Linked DNA regions of Homo sapiens: region 1 is linked to region 2. Evidence: read pairs that join two places in POLR2A ChIA-PET (ENCODE). Cell type or tissue: PC-9. All regions are shown on one strand.

Region 1 (2,500 bases), 150 kb after region 2:
CCCTATTTCCATAATAATATCTTTCTGTACTTAATATGCTTAATTATGCATATTTATGTCAGGTTACCATACCAACCTATAAAATTTGGTTAGAAAGGCAATGCATTCTACTCACCTTTATAAGCATACACACAGAAATAAAACATACAAGGCTCTTAGCACATGCTGTTGAATGAGAAATAAGCCTAAACTAATGTTATGGTAGACAACTAACACATTAGAAAGTACATAGGCTTTGGAGTCCAACAGACTTAGATTCAAATTCTAGACATGCCAGTTTTCAAGATCCTGGACACTTAACTGCCACAAGCTTACATACCCTAACCAGTATACTGGTGAGGATGCAACTACCTCACGGATGAGGATACCACCACCCATCTCCCAAGATAAATGTAAAGGTTCAGTAAGAACTTCTTTAAAATACAGTGGTCTCTTTATAAATGTAACACTCTTTCTCCTAGAAGAGGATGCCTCTGTTTATCTAGTACCCTGCCTTATCCTTCTCTGGAAGGTGCTCTGCAGTTTCCCAACAGTTTTAATATGACCTCATGCCCCCTGGTTATTTGACTGGTCCAAGGGTGGGTACTGAATCACACTGGGTCAATGTGAGGGCCAACTCACCCTTTCCTGGACCTTGTACAATAGGGAAAATACAGAATTTCTCCGTGTTAAAACCGTAAGCCTTCGGGATTGCCAGCAGCCATGATTCCTTCCACAAAGAGAAAGCCAGACTGAAACAAGAGGGAAGAACTAAGCTGAGTCCTTGGTTCCTGAAGTCTAGCTGCATTCCTGCCTTCCCCTCTCAATCCTCCCAATAGTTTCTCCTTCTACCTTAATCAGATATGGATTTCTGTTCTCTATAACCTCAAAAGTCCTAACTAAAACACTCTTCCTCCATGCATGCAAAAGAATGTCCACCTCACATCCAGACCTATAAAGCTGGCTTTTAGGATGCCAAGAGTAGACAGAAACAAAGGTATATCAGGAAAGAAGAGATAAAATGATCTGAGATGGTGGGGATCAAAAAACACTGAAGCACACCAACAGGCAGAAGGCTGAAGAGGCAGAGCAAAGGTCAAAAAGGAGAGCACAGAACTCACATTAAGATTTGGGTGGGCTGGAGACAGTCATGCCTTTCTGCCACATTCCTCTATTGCATGCTCTGACTCCTCTCACTGAGCTGGGGGTGGAACAATAATTGGGGATAAAGGGAAGAGGGATGGAAAAGTGAGTCTTAGTGGAACGGAAACATATAAAAATGGAAATTTTAACTGCAGAGTAAAATGAAACAAAATTTTCTTTGACATATTGATTCATTCATTGAACAAAAATTTACTTGCTACCCAGATTCAATCCCAGCCCTCGTTACAGTCTAAAAAGAAAGATGAGTTACATATTTTAAAATATTTAGAGTAGTAACTGGATGTCAAGTTCAACAAGGCTATTATTTAAATCCAGGTATGTCCAAGTCCAAAGCCTCCAGATTTTCAAAGACCACTGTAGTAAGAAAAAAAAAAAAAAGAAACCAATAATAAAGATAGGCAAAGCTGCTTGGTTTTTCAAACTAAAACAAAAACCAAAACAAACAAAAATCTGACAGTGTAAATGACAGTTTCAGTAAAGCAGAAACAAAACCCTTGCTTTTTTATTGCAAGGGTTAAAAAATAAATTAACAATTTAACAAATATCTGCTGTGTGCCAGTCACTAAGAAAATATACAGCACAAATGTAGATTACCATTTAGAAAGCTCGTCACTGAAAAAAGCAGAGATACAAGGTACCACAAAGCAATGAAAAAAGAGATATGTAAAAGCCAGTGGCATTTTGAGCATGTTTCCAGATATAAAGTAAAAGTGCCATCAAAGTGTAAAGCATGCCAAAACAAAATTCACATTCCCCAATGTAGCAGTGCTCTGATAAAGAGGAAGAGGACAAGGTTTCAGTCAGGAGGAAGTCATACTGTGCAAGGATTAGGAGCAGGGCAGGAGTTCGGCTGTACAAATCAGCTTTACAAAGTGAGATAGTCTGCTAAGCAGTAATCCCCACTTGGGACTTGATTAGCCAGACCTCATTTGTGGCAGATCTAATCACGATGACCACATGACTTAATCTTGTAACTATGAGCTATCCAGAACCAGAGAAAGCAGAGAATGGGGATTATCACATGGGCCCAAGTTTGGGAACTGTCCAAGATCACGGAAAGAGCATTGTTGAGATGATGGATTTGGGGTGCCTGAGTTGAGAAGAGATAACCAAACCTAGTGACAGACAAATGAACCAGGTGAAAGAGGAAGCACCTGAGGCTAATGTCAGGCCTAACATCGCAGATACAAACTCCTCAGTCTGCCCCTCAATGGGAAGTCCTCCACAATACGTTCCAGCCTCCATTTCTCATTACTTTTCTATTACACCAGATTAGTGAAGCTACCTGAATGCTCCCCAGCAACATCCACTGGCAAGAAAAAGGAGACAGGCAACTACGAGAACAAAAACTAGGGGG
Region 2 (2,500 bases):
TTTCCAGCTTCATAACTTATCACTGCATGACTCCGAACAAATAGCCTAACTTCTCTGAGCCTTACTTTCCTTATCTATAAATTTGAAATAATATCCACATCACAGTAATTGTGATAATGAAAAAAACACATACAAATATTTGAGCATAGTTTCTGCCAAATATCAAATATTTAATCAGTGTTATCTGCCACTATTACTATTATAACTCTGTTTTTATAGCTATTATGACAATTCTATTCTTCCTCAATTAGTTAAAAATTGACTTTCCCCAGAAACCCTTTCTGATTGTTCTTATATACCTCTAATTTTTTCTCAGATCTGTTTCCTCTTAGCACCTGGCTTCCCTTTGGACTATGTTAATCTACCTATGTTATTATATTTCTTTCATCATTCTTCAGCGAACAGCAACAAATACTTTGCATCTATCATATGCCAAGTACTCTGCTATTATAAAGGGATCCATGGGCATATAGTAGAGGGATTCAGTGTGTGTGTGTGTGTGTGTGTGTGTGTGTGTGCATGCATGTATGTACATATGCTTTCAAGTGGAGTTAGGGAGAGAAAATCTGTAGGTTGAATAGAGCTATGAATTTTTCAGAATAAACTAGGCTTAAGGAGCAAAAACCGTTCTCTCCGAATGTTCTTGAAATCTGAGATTTTTTTTTTTTATGGTTCAAAACATAGAAACACTGTAGTTATCTCTGATCTTGAAACAGCTTTACATATGCTTTCTTGGACTCCTATGTCATCATCCAGATGCAGGGTAGAGATAGAAAGGGAAGTCCTCCTTGAAGAACAGAATCCTAACAGATTATTCCAATTTATATTGGGGAGTGGGAATGTTGTGGGAGGGGAATTGGGGGGCAGGGTGAGAGGAGAGGGAGAACATTCCGGGCAGCAGGAACAGTATGACCAAAGGCGCTGAGACATGAAACTGCCAAGAAGGATTGAGAAGTGCACAAAGTTTGGTGTTACTAGAGTCAAGCATTTCAGGAGATGAGTCAAGAGTCAAGCATTTCAGGAGATAAGGCAGGACAGGCCGTAGGAGCCAGCTGGATCAGACTTAGAGGCCTATGGCTTATATATTTATATCTCTCTATAAGGCACTTAGGGAGGTAGGTCTATATAAACAATTTATAACAGGTAAATTCTACATGTTGCTTCTAAATTTGGACTTGGGGCTTACAATATGGCATGTAATACATTCCTTCCAATTGCTGTTGTCACCAGAATATGATGAAAACATTAGTTAAGTTAATATATAATTGATATTTAGCACTCTCACTTTTAATAACTTGAGTGAAGGATAGAAATGTGAAGTGTCATTTGTGACTTTTGAGGTGGGGGATTCTGTATGAAGTTTGATAGTAGAGATGGGATTTGACGGGATTGAGACATCCAATGAGAAGAGTCAAGAGGATCACTACAAATGTGTGGCCTCGAACCTTTCAGTACCTTCTTCATATATTTTACACAGTAGAAAGCCAAGTGCTTTCTATTCACAGCTTCATTTTACACAATTATGTGTATGACAATGTACAAATACATTTTCATCAATATTTGGTTTGTATTTCTTTGTTGGCATTGCAATTAAGTTTTGACTTCCTTCCCCTCTCCACTCCTTTGATTTGATATATCAATGTGTTATTCATAGCTTATGCAATACCTGATGTTAATATTTAGCTCTAAAAAATTTTACATTTTTACTCCAAAAATATGTTTTCTAAGTTTGAGTGTTGTCCAGTAGATTTTAACTCTGTCTTTTTGTGGTGTTTCCTCTTCCTTGGAAATTAAGCATTAGGACCCAAAACACCCTAACCGCAAGAGCTTAAAATTCCCAGAGAAGAATTAGATGTGAAAGAAACAACTCTATAACTTACTTGAACTTTAATTAGCCTGAAAGTGGAATGTCAGGGAGAGGTCTGCAAGGAGGCTAGGAAAACAGAGCAAAGCAGAATATCAGCATATTTGCAGCACTGTGCAGGGGAGATCATACCCTTATTGAGGGGTCCATGCTTACCAAACAACTTTTTAATTATCACTCATGGATTTGCCTATAGAAGTTGCCAATCTACTGATTCAAATATACAGACTTCTTGGCCCTTATATTTTTCTTTTTCTTTCTTTCTTTTTTTTTTTTTTTCTTTTTGAGATGGAGTTTTGCTCTTGTTGCCCAGGCAAGAGTGCAGTGGCGCAATCTTGGCTTACAGCAACCTCCGCCTCCTGGGTTAAGCGATTCTCCTGCCTCAGCCTTCCAAGTAGCTGGGATACCAGGCATGTACCACCACACCTGGCTAATTTTTTTGTATTTTTAGTAGAGACGGGGTTTGTCCATGTTGGTCAGGCTGGTCTCAAACTCCCGACCTCAGGTGATCTGCCCGACTCAGCCTCCCAAAGTGCTGGGATTACAGGCATAAGCCACCATGCCAGGCTCTTTTTTTTTTTTTTTTTTTTTTTTCTGAGACAAGGTCTTGCTCTGTCGCCCAGGCTGGAATATCGT

What was found. ChIA-PET counts read pairs that join two places held together with the same protein. Peaks named below come from ENCODE experiments on the same cell type or tissue, not always from the same donor. Only the 100,000 strongest peaks of a DNase experiment are listed, where the experiment ranks them.
Region 1: POLR2A ChIA-PET joins it to region 2 with 12 read pairs; 6 of 35 experiments call an interaction of 5 or more read pairs at or near these places.

Annotation. Positions count from the first base shown.
Region 1 is chr3:98,891,876-98,894,375 of GRCh38, forward strand. All of the region lies in intron 1 of DCBLD2 (discoidin, CUB and LCCL domain containing 2), which reads right to left. Among named protein-coding and RNA genes, the nearest start is that of DCBLD2, 8.6 kb to the right of the region's middle. In PC-9, no CTCF peak of the experiment used is centred here; no DNase peak of the experiment used is centred here; H3K27ac peaks cover 639 bases.
Region 2 is chr3:98,740,567-98,743,066 of GRCh38, forward strand. It overlaps a transcript of ST3GAL6 not described here. Among named protein-coding and RNA genes, the nearest start is that of ST3GAL6-AS1, 9.2 kb to the left of the region's middle. In PC-9, no CTCF peak of the experiment used is centred here; a DNase peak (open chromatin) is centred at 1,025.